Regions from separate parts of the Homo sapiens genome. Here region 2 is linked to region 1. A link is a contact called in ENCODE Hi-C or POLR2A ChIA-PET data. All regions are on one chromosome and are shown on one strand. Each heading gives the region's core, a stretch centred on a gene start or an enhancer-like site at or near the end of the contact. The rest is flanking DNA. Distances are from core to core; before and after follow the strand shown. Region 1 holds the start of SLC7A11-AS1 (SLC7A11 antisense RNA 1). Region 2 overlaps LOC105377448 (a long non-coding RNA gene).

Region 1 (5,929 bases), core at 1,536-4,035:
AAGCCAAACAAGTGTATCTCCAGCTATTATTGGGAATAGTAGAACAGAACGTTGACTGGGAACAGCCAGAGGGTTCAATTACCTATCATTCACTCTCATACTAATCAATTGGTGTTGTTCGGTTTGGTCTCAAGAAAAAGAAATTGTAAACTCCTAGAAGAATTTTAATTTATGCTCATTTTATTTTTTTAAATTGAATACTCTGCTTAGCATGGTACTGTTTATAGAATTCTCCCTGTTGAACTGTAGTTAAACTGAATTGTACACATGCTAATCCCTGAGAGAAAGATGAGGTATTTTTAATTAAAAACATCAATCATGTTAAAGACTATTAAATCTAGTAGATCACTTTACCTAATAGGCGTTTTAAATCAAACTTCTATTTTTGGAACTTTAAAAAATATTTTTCTACAGTCCCACTTCTACAAAGACATTCTTCAGTTTACACTGGAGACCAGTTTATGCAGTTTGTATTGGAGCCTAGTCAAATTCTTCCACACTCTTCCTACATTTCTTTGTATAATGACCCCCCTTTCCCCAAACTCTATTTCTGTTGTTAATTTCCTGAGGATTGTATAGAACGCTGCTTAAATGAGAAACATCAGTACTGAGGATGTAGGCAATGCCTTAATTGATCAGATAAACATGGTCCATTTAGTTTTGCTTTAACTCAAACTTCAAAGTACCAAGCTGTAGGTTTGCTACATTTTGGCAGAAGCAAAAAGCCTGAAACTCTTCAGGAGGTAAGGAAGCTATGGAAATTAGGCATCTGCCCAAAATCTAGGATAAAGAATAAACACTTAAAACTCATTTTAACATCTACTTTGAACTGAAAAGAAAAGGGCTCATGAGAACATTTGAATATAGGAAAAGGACAATTTTCAAGACTGTGAACTTGAACCCATTTGACAGCAGAGAATGTGATCTCAGGGCCATGTGATACTGGTCTGTCTTCATTAAAGTCCCATCAGCCCTACCAAGATGAAACAAACTTTCTAAATTTTCCTTTACTCTTCCAACTGCCATATGTGAGCTCTCGGTATGGACTTGCCTCGGGAGGATTTATATAGGCCTTTTGAACTTCTAACAGAGTCTCTCTTTTGAGTAACCATTTAAAAGATGATTAAATTTAATTAGACTGTATTTTTTCCTTTGACATGTGCCTTCAAAGTCCATTTTATTACATTCTTTTATCCTAGCAGCACACTAATGCTCTCGGGTGTAGGGCACCTTCAGATGCAGGAACACAGGAGGGAGATATTTATATACTCACTTAATCCCCTGGGAGTATTTTAGGAATGGCCGACATCTGACATCCATGCCTGCCCAGCAACACTGCCTGAGCTAATGTTGCTCAGGAATCAACTCAGACACATGACAATTTGGATGAGTAATCTGAGCCCTCCATACACCTGTCCTAGATAGGGGTTCAAGGTGCCCTTGGGTTGTATCATCTATTTATACCCTAATTATTTCTCTTTTGATGTTTTTCTTATTCTCTGAATTTATTGATAATAACTACACTTCGATAGTGTGTCCGGAACTGGTGGGTTCTTGGTCTCACCGGCTTCAAGAATGAAGCTGCGGACCCTCACAGTGAGTGTTAAAAGTTCCTAAGGGCGGTGTGTCCTGAGTTTGTTCCTTCTGATGTTCGGATGTGTTCGGAGTTTCTTCCTTCTGGTGGGTTCATGGGCTCGCTGGCTCAGGAGTGAAGCTGCAGACCTTTGCGGTGAGTGTCACAGCTCTTAAGGCACACTCTCGACTTGTTCGTTACTCCCCGGTGGGTTCGTGGTCTGGCTGGCTTCAGGAGTGAAGCTGCAGACCTTCACGGTGAGTATTACAGCTCATAAAGGCAGTGTAGACCCAAAGAGTGAGCAGTAGCAAGATTTATTGCAAAGAGCGAAAGAACAAAGTTTCCACAGTGTGGAAGGGGACCCTGTACAGTTGCCATTGCTGGCTGGGGCAGCCTGCTTTTATTCATCCTGCTGATTGGTCCATTTTGCAGAGAGCCAATTGGTCTGTTTTACAGAGAGCTGATTGGTCCGTTTTGACAGGGTGCTGATTGGTGCATTTATAATCCCTGAGCTAGACACAAAGGTTATCCACGTCCCCACTAGATTAGCTAGATACAGAGTGTCCACTGGTGTATTTACAAACCCTGAGCTAGACACAGAGTGCTGATTGGTGCATTTACAAACCTTGAGCTAGATACAGAGTGCCGAGTGGTGCATTCACAATCCCTTAGCTAGACATAAAAGTTCTCCAAGTCCCCACCAGATTCAGGAGCCCAGCTGGCTTCACCCAGTGGATCTCGCACCGGCCGCAGGTGGAGCTGCCTGCCAGTCCCGCGCCGTTTGCCCCCACTCCTCAGTCCTTGGGTGGTCGTTAGGACCGGGCGCCGGGAGCAGGGGGCGGCGCTCGTTGGGGAGGCTCAGGCCGCGCAGGAACCCACGGCGGGGGAGCGGGGAGAGGAGAGCAGGGAGGAGACTCAGGCATGGTGGGCTGCAGGTCCCGAGCCCTGCCCTGCAGGGAGGCAGCTAAGGCCCTGCGAGAAATAGAGCACAGCAGCTGCTGGCCCAGTTGCTAAGCCCCTCACTGCCCGGTGCTTGCGGGCTGGCCGGCCGGCTGCTCCGAGTGCGAGGCCCGCCGAGCCCACGCCCACCTAGAACTCGTGCTGGCCTGCAAGCGCCGGGCGCAGCCCCGCAAGCACCGCGCGCAGCCCGGCAAGCAACGCGCGCAGCCCCGGTTCCCGCCCGCGCGGAGCCCACGCCCACCCGGAACTCATTCTGTCTGGCAAGCGCCGCGCGCATCCTCGGTTCCCGCCGCGCCGTTGCCGCCGCTCCTCTCCCTCCTCACCTCCCCGCAAGCTGAGGGAGCCGGCTCTGGCCTTGGCCAGCCCAGAAAGGGGCTCCCACAGTGCAGCGGTGAGCTGAAGGGTTCCTCAAGCGCGGCCAGAGTGGGCGCCAAGGCCGAGGAGGCGCCCAGAGCCAGCGAGGGCTGCCAGCAAGCTGTCACCTCTCAATAGGAACTGGTACCAACCTACTTACGAAGAAGTATTTGTTTTAACCTGAACCTGGGGTAAGATTTACTCAAAGATTATTTCAGAGTCTAACCCACTCTTAAAACCATGTTTATACATTTACTAGAAATATAAGTCAGTGTCAATGGCATTACAGGGATCGATGGAAAGCAAGTACCTCAATACCTGTTCGACAATTAGGTCATGCAGAAAATCACTAGATGTACGATTCAGTAATTTTTACTTTTATTGGTAGAATTTGGAGAGAAGGAGAAGAAATATGACAAAGAGTAGCAGACATTTAAAGAAAAGGTAAAAGTCAACATTTGCAACCGGGTACTAAAGACTCATTCCTGTTAAAGGAGAGCAGATGTAACTGCTCAACTGCTTCACAATGCCTTTGGTGATAGCTCTTGCTGGGACATGTGGATGAATGCAGTTTTCTCTCTTCACAATTGCGTTGTTGCTTTAGCCAGAACGCTGTGGCATTTTACCAGCCTTTCCCTTCTTGGTCACATTTTTTACAAATATAAAGAAGAAAGAAAATGAACACATTGCAAGTAATTTCTTCTTCATTTTGGTGTGCTATTGAACAACACCGGTGTGCCCCTGTGGTCCTGGCTGCCTGCTTGCTGCTAACTTCCCCGGGCCTCTAAGGCTTGGGCATAGGGAGGCAGAAGATTGTTTGCGGTTTTTCGCTTTTTGCTTTTTCATTGGCGTGACAGTGCCCAGCAGTCTAGTCTATTCTTTCCTTTTTCATTTTTTCACTGGTGTGAAGGAGCACAGTCACTTAGCGAAAGAACGACCTGCGGCTAAAGGGAGCGAAGAAGAAAGGAGCAGGCCAGCCTGGCCTTTCTCTGTGGCCTGAAACTGCCTAAAGTTAATTGCTCACATAAGAAGAATAACTCGTGGTGCTGTAATTGAATTTTTATGGAAATAAACAGGTGGCAGATTTACTATAGCTGGGGGATAGTAGGGGGCGAAATGCTGTAGCCACATTAACCTGTTTAATTTAATAGCTTCGGTACTCATAGGGGGGAAAGAAAAAAGCAGTGTTGCTCTTTGAGTCAGTTGGATGCCAAATGTAAATAACTACAGTTACCCTAGCATGCCCAAGTGGTTGAGCAAAAAAGGGCTTTGTGCCAGCTTCAACTTGGTTTTCATGTTTATTAATTAAGCTCCTGGAAGTTTCAAAAACAGAAGTTTTAACTCACAAAGAACTGGGAAAAAAAGGAAGAGGAAAGAATTTGGCAAAGGGAAAATAGACCGATAGACAGACAGACGGACGGACGGACGCACGCACGCACGCTCGCTCTTCTTCCATTAATGGCACAGCACCAGTCTGTGATAGATATTAGGAGCACTCTATACTGGACACAGGAAGGAAAAACTAAAGGCTAGCTTTGCACGATGCTGCCCCCCAGTGGTAAGATTTTGGAAATGCATTTTTATATTAAGTAGAAGAATCAGTAACTGGTGAGATATGCAGAGAACACCATTAGCTTCTTGACGTAGCTGACGTTTACTTTTAAGCCAAATACCAGGAATAAAAGTTTGTGTTGAAATTTTTGTCTATTTGACTGCAGGGAAAAACAACATGAACTGTTCGTCTATCTATATCGTCATTATTTTTTACCTCATGGATTGAAACAAATTTTAAAGGAAAAAAGAATGTTAAGAAAGAGCAGCACTTACTATCAGGGAGGCACCTCACGAGCATTGTAAACACTCAGGTGAGTAAAACACGTGCATCCTCTGCCAGCTTTCCCAGGCTTGAGTGGTGGGCAGATTCCTAGATGAAGAATTTAAGATAAAATAGAGTTTGCTAAGTATTAAAAAGCACACAAAGAAAAATTAGTGTGAGCGTGAAGTAGAGTATCCAAAATTCATTTTATCAATAAGAAACACTTTACACACTATTTGAATTACCTCATCAAATACCTAATACCCAAGATTATCAGAACCAGAGAAATCCAGCCAAACATTGCAATGGAGCTAAAGAGTAAAAACAAACCCAAGACTAAGCTGGCAAGAAGTCAGAGAGCCTGAAGGGTGCTCTTTCCTCTTACCAGTTTTGTTTTTGGTCCCATAAACCTTTAGTAAGTCCTTGCTGAGTGCATCACACTTTACTGACTGCACTTTAGGGTGTCAACTGAAGAGTGATTAACTTCATAAATCTGAAAGGAGAGCTTAAAGGTTCTTCTCATGAAGGGTTGGAGCCTGCCGGCGACCATTCTGACAGACTGAGAAGTGTAGCCTCTGGCTAGAAGCTGGAAACAGGCATGTAGAGGGTAGGATAGGAAAAATAAGATGGATTTATGGCTAACAGGGTGGCTAAGTATACATATTCAGCAGGTCATAGAAGGAGATATAAATATTCACAAAGGGGAGGCACAGCATGTGTAACATGCATCCCATGTTCACTCTGGGATGAAGACTTAACATTTAAATGTGTTACAATTAGACCTTATACATCAAAAGGTGAACCAGAGGACACAAAGAACCTCTATGTGGCAGCCTACAAAGACGGGCCCCAGGAGCACTTCATGGTCAATGGTCTCTTATCAGGAAGGAATGCTGGTCAGTTGCTGTGTCGAAACTGTGAAAAGGGCCAGGTGCAGTGGCTTACGCCTGTAATCCCAGCACTTTGGGAGGCCGAGGCAGGTGGATCACCTGAGGTCAGGAGTTTGAGACCAGCCTGACCAACATGGCAAAACCCCGTCTCTACTAAAAATAAAAAATTAGCCAGGTGTGGTAGCAGCCACCTGTAATACCAGCTACTCGGGAGGCTGAGGCAGAAGAATCACTTGAACCTGGGAGGTGGAGGTTGCAGTGAGCCGAGATCGTGTCATTGCTCTCCAGCCTGGTCAACAAGAGTGAAACTCCATCTCAAAAAATGAAAATAAAAAA
Region 2 (5,929 bases), core at 2,250-4,749, 780 kb after region 1:
GCTTTTCAGTTGATCAGATCAGCTGAGAATGGGGTCAGTCTCTCACCTCTCCAAGATAAGAGGTTGTCACTGTTTGAGTGCATTTAACTGCACCACAGACATTAGGCCTCAGAAAATCTCTGACAACTTAGAAGCCCAGAATATAAATCAAAAATAAACCTGCAAAAAATTCAGCCCCATTCCCTAACTCCTGATAGGGCCACACCTAAAGCATCCTCTTCCTGTATTATTTAGGAAAACTTCTTTGCTCATCAATTCACTGAATAACTGTTTATTGGGCACCTAGTCTTTGCAAAACACTATTCTAGGCACTGGGGATCTTCTGGACACAATAGACAAAGTCCATACAGTGACAGAGCTTACATTCTAATAAAGGAGACAGGCTATCAACAAATAAGAAAAATGTATGGGAATAGTTAGTGCTATTTTGAAGACAAAACAGGATAATATCATACAGAAGGACTATACTACCTTGGGTAGTCAAGAAAGATTCTCTGAGGAGTTGACATTTAAGTTGAACGATGAATAAAATATATGGCACCCTGTAAAGATCTTGGCTAGAGGAAGAACATTCCAGGAATAGGAAATATCTAGTGCAAAGGTCCTAAGATGAAAGGGAACTTGAAGTTTTCAGGAAACCACTAGAATATGATGAAGGAGAGGAAGAGATATATAAGATAAGGTCAGAAAAGTAGACAGAGGCCAGCTCTCATAAGGTCCTGAAGACTCAGTAGAGCGCTTCATTTTGGTCTAATTATCATGGGAGCTATAAGATTTTTACAGAGGGGGCTTTTTGATTTGATAGGATTTTTAAAACAGTACCCTCGCTGCCATGAGGGGAATGGATTGTAGGAAAGCAAAAACAAAACCAGAGAGATCACTTTGAAGGCAACTGGTGTGGTCCAGATGAGAGACGATGAGGCTTTTACAGAGGTGGTACTTAGCAAAGGTGGGGAGAAATGAGAAGTGTAGAGACATGTTTTGGAGACTGAATGGCAGGATTTGCGGATGGATTTGATGCAGGGGATGAGAGAGTCAAGAATGACTCTCAGGTTTTAGCCGGCTGGTAGTACATTGGACCTGTTCACTACTTTAGCATCTGAGATTGTGACATTTCAGCCAAATGGCACCAAATGCACAATGAACTGCATTATAAATTTGAAATGCACAAGAGGAAACTGGCATATTTTACAAACTATCACCAGAGAAATCATCACCATTCTGATTCTTTCCTTTAGAGCAAGTGTGTTACTTGAGAAAGCCTCTAAGCATGCCTGCACACTCATAGTATTCTTAACTTAAGCAGAAAGAGTGCATTTCCTCATTATGTCCTCATAGCTGGGAGGCACATGAAATGGAGAGTGGGCTGGGGATTCTGTGCTTTGTTAAAGTGAAGGGACAATCAGCATCAGGAACATTAGCCATGGCAGTACACAGGATTGCACAGCGACGTATGAAAAGAAAAATCAGTCATCAGAATTGAATTTTTAGCTGGAGCCTAAGAGGCCAGATTTAATCATCCCCCTAAAATTATCACACAAGTCAATAATTCCTCCCTTCTCCTTGCAAAGGAAAAGAAATGGATTCTTTATTTTTCAGTCAAGCAGGTGGCCTTGAGGCAGCTAACCGGCTGGCTGAAATCTAAATACCTTCGCCAAGACAAAAGTCAGTAACATGATTGATTATCTTCTCATTGGAGGAGAAGAGAACCTCCCCCAGCCAATCAGCATACAGAACTGCTATCAGATTATCAGTGAACCAAACTAGGCTTAGAGCTGATAAACGAAGGTGCCCAAATCCCAGGCGCCAATTGGCTGGGGCTTCATCTACCAGCTCAATTACACTTGATGCATTGATTTCTAACAAGGTTCAGTTAGTTTCTTAGTTGTAAAGCCCCAGCTTTCTTTTTCAGACCTCAAATAAGTATCTACACTCCTAGTCCCTCATTTTAATATATCTGCTTCAACTGGAATTTGTCTGCCCCAGAGTGAATGCTTTCCTCCAGACAGGTTGAAAGTAGAGACTTCTGAGCAGCTCAGAAGCAGCCACAGGCGATCCCTACCAAACTCACTGGTCTTTCTCCTAGGGGTGAAAAAAATACCTTGGATCCATCCCACTTCACTGGAAGTGCACAGTTCAGATTCTGTCTGACCAGTGGTTTGTTGTCTTGCACCCCAAGCACCTTGACAGCAGGAAGTAGAATGGTTCACCCAGAGTGGCCTCAAACCAGAGTTCTTTGCACAGGGAGCTCCCGGGTTAAAGTAGGACCAGACCAAACTGAGTGTGAGGTGGCACTCTTAGACCACAGTGAGGTTCCTGCCTCTGAACTGAAGTTCTCATGTGCATCTACAATATCATCTGGTCTCAAACCCAGGAGGAATATGAAAATTGAGATTAAAAGACCCGGGCTAGACGAGGTGGCTCACGCCTGTAATCCCAGCACTTTGGGAGGCCAAGGCGGGTGGATCACTTGAGCTCAGAAGTTCCAGACCAGCCTGGGCAATGTGGTGAAACCTCCATCTCCACTAAAAATACAAAAATTATCTGAGCATGGTGGTGCACACCTGTAATCCCAGCTACTCAGGAGGCCAAGGCAGAATTGCTCAAACTCGGGAGGCAGAGGCTGTGGTGAGCCAAGATTGCACCACTGCACTCCAGCCTGGGTGACAGAGTGAGATCCTCTCCCCCACCCAAAAAAAGAGACCCTCTCTTAATAAGCAAAAAACAAAGGTTTCAAATTCCACTTGCTCTGTAATATTTACCAAGCCTATCAGTACCTCAAATTTCTCATTGGTAAAATGGAAAGGAAGAGTCACCAAAATAAAACACTAGAGAAAGGATTGTAAAACAGTGAGATTAACTTTCTACTGAATGGAAATCTCACCCATTGTGTCAGGGTAACTCCTCCTGAGACACCGTAGTAGAACGGTGTCCCTTATTCCTAAGAAAATCAAAGAATGCCGTTTACTTGCTGGCTATGTTTTTTTGTTTGTTTTTCCTTATTCCTCTTGAGGATTGCTGGTGTCATGGTTTGTAATGCTTGTTACTAGCCTTGGTATTTGAGCTTAAGAAAAAAGTCCTTGTAGAAAGAAGCTGTCACAGAGGCAAAAGGAGTCAACCAACCACCCATTACCCTAAAACACTACTTTCCACAAAGCTGAGGATGAAAGTCAAGAGTCATCATGTCATGGCACAGAAATCTTTCCTCTCTCCACTCAGGAAGGTTATCTTCCTCTTAAAGACTGAACATCAGACTTGTCAAAAAATGTTCCTTATTGATCTGACAGAGACAGAATATTGAAGTTAGAGAGATATTTGCTGAACTATCTCCCTTGTCTCGGGGAAAAGCTGAAATGCTGTTGTTGACCCTGACCATGAAGATTAGAATAGAGGTTGTGTGAAAACAGAGGTAGTGCTGAGTAGAGGCACCACCTCCAGCCTCGGAATATAAGCCTTGTGATTGATAGAGGCAGGAACCCAAGCACTCGGTGAGGGCGATGTGGGGGTGGGGGACGCGGTTGGCAGCTTGGCTCCTCTCCACACCAACCGGATTAGTGACAACATCACAGGAGTTCAGTGGCTGCTCTGGTTCTGTTTGCATTGTTTCCTTCTATGCTGTTAGGCAGAAGCACAAATACACCTTGTGAGAAAACCTAATATCAGTGACAGGAAGGAATGTTACTTTTAAAGGACTCCTTGCTCAGCCATGAGGCTCCATGCAGAGCCTCCTTCCAGACAGCCCTGATCCTCCTGGGCTTTTTCCCAAGGGGCAAAAAGCCACATTCTATAGACTGCACGACCTTGGGTTACTTGGTGGGCATCTGAGTATGTCTCCTTCCTCAGAGCGCTCAAAGTTCAGTTACAGTTCTATCTACAGGAAAGAAAAGGTAGAGAAAAGCCTTTCTGTGGTTTCTTTTTTTCCACATTAATGGTATCCTTTATACTCAGTGGTTTTTTGAAATGATAAAGAGAAGGAGGAAGGAAGGAAAGAGGGAAGGAAGGAAGGAAGGAAGGAAGGAAGGGAGGGAGGGAGGGAAGAGGACGCTTTTAAAGTCAAGAAAGTGATCAAGAGCATGCTGATGTGGCACTGACGCACAGCACCTGTGGGCATGGAGCAGCGAGAGCAGGGGTTGTAATCACAGAGGGGTCACGCCGCAGCACCTGGGGAGTGAGGGAGGATTCACTATCAGAATTGCCTGAGCAACTTCCCCAAAATACTATCCTCCTCCTCCTCCCCACTAAGATTCTGAGGTTGATTTACAGCGGACAGTGTGGAAGGATGTCCGAATGTGTCGAGTGGAAAAGGCAATATGCAGAAGAGTACTTTCAGGAAGATCCCATTTCTGTAAATAATACTGTCATAATTATATCTTATTCGTGCACGTCATTATAGTCCTAGAATAATGTGAAAGAATACACAGCAGATGTAAGCAGTGGTTTTCTCTAAAGGATGACATGATGATGGGCTTTCACTCTTAAATTATACATATTGGAATCTTTCACATTATTAATCGTTATGTTTCTCCCCCATCTAGTCTCACCAGACCCCTTTATAGTTACCCTGGCATGAACCACAGACCACAGAACAAGAAAAATGTTGCAAATACTCAATTTTTAAGAAAAAAAAATTTGTTTTTGCCCTAAATCTAGGGCAGGAAGATTCTGCCATACACTGACAGAGCAGAGGTTTAGGTAGAACCCCCATGTCTATAGAGAAGAAATGGAGGAGGCATATTACAGGGGCAGGAGTGGGTGACAAGGAGCAGCTATGATCCCCCACAGAAGAGAAAGTCCAGCAGGCCCCAGGGAGCTGCAGCAAGCTGAGAGGGGCTGAGGTGTTGCCGCTTTGCCCCAAGGTGAGGACCACCCATCACCAAGGGTTGTTGTCACCCGGTGGTGTCCCCTGTGGAGTGGCACTGATCTGCTTCCCCAAGTCTACCCAGCACAGCCCTGTGCCTGCCTCCCAACCACCCTCCAGTGGAAAACTCCCAGTCTCCAGTCCAGCAACACCAGACACTCATGAGCTGCCACCTTGGCCCTAATCAGGTGAGACACAAGCACTAGAGAGTGACTTCAGGGTGAAATCGAGCCTTGCGCTGGGCCAGGATGGGAACAAAGGGAACAAGTTTGGAGCAGCTGAGCAGGACGGCGGTGGGACACATTGCCTTTGATGTATGCACATTTTAGAATGCGTCATGTGTTGCTGCATGCATGTGCTGTTTTTGTGATGAAAAACCTGATTTGAGGGAACCCAATTTGACTCAACATTCACTATTTATCAAGTATAACCTCCACATTGACTCTTAAGACCTCCCCTCCCTCAACTTTCTGTCAGACCAAGTCAGCGTCTAATTAATCTCTGAGGACACCTTTCCATCTTCTATAGGCACACAGGCACCACACACCACACAATACACACCACACACACAGCACAGCATGCATACACCACACACACACCACACAATACACACCACACACACAGCACAGCATACATACACCACACACATATACCCACATACTACATTGCACACCATCTATCCTCCACACAACACACTGTACATCACACAACATGTACACAAACACACACACACCACACTATATTCCACACACCACACACATCACACACTATACACTACACACCACACACACTATACACCACACCCGCATACACACTATACTCCATATACCATACACACCACACACACACTCCGACACAGTATCACCATACACCATGCACACACATACACACACACCACACACCACACTATACTTCACACAACATGCACACACACACACACACCCCAACACACCACACATACCGTACTATACTCTATACACCACATGCACACCACACACAATATATTCCACACAATGCACATAAACCACACACCATGCAACACACACACCACACACACCACAGTATACACGA

Evidence for each region. A loop is a pair of places that touch in the nucleus more often than their neighbours do. ChIA-PET counts read pairs that join two places held with the same protein, here RNA polymerase II (POLR2A). Pooled maps may share reads with other maps.
Region 2: a map with no recorded cell type shows a loop between it and region 1 (4-fold over the local background). The contact joins the enhancer-like site here to the promoter of SLC7A11-AS1 in region 1. A Hi-C loop is called at or near these places in 17 of 168 maps with a recorded cell type or tissue (Caco-2, GM12878, IMR-90 and 13 more), 8 of 37 single-sample maps with no recorded cell type and 26 of 50 pooled maps. POLR2A ChIA-PET finds 5 or more read pairs at or near these places in 1 of 52 experiments (H1).

The regions. Positions count from the first base shown.
Region 1 is chr4:138,086,229-138,092,157 of GRCh38, forward strand. It overlaps SLC7A11-AS1 (SLC7A11 antisense RNA 1), which reads left to right and starts at 2,786. Exons shown (of 7, transcript NR_038380.1): 1 at 2,786-3,078; 2 at 4,606-4,752. LINC00616 (long intergenic non-protein coding RNA 616) reads right to left here. Exons shown (of 11, transcript NR_037866.1): 7 at 4,715-4,811.
Region 2 is chr4:138,861,632-138,867,560 of GRCh38, forward strand. All of the region lies in intron 2 of LOC105377448 (a long non-coding RNA gene), which reads right to left. Among named protein-coding and RNA genes, the nearest start is that of NOCT, 150 kb to the right of the region's middle. RefSeq lists an enhancer at 4,456-4,957. Within about 2 kb of position 3,500, at least 3 of the 41 ENCODE cell types and tissues checked have a DNase peak (open chromatin) inside an H3K27ac peak, as active enhancers do.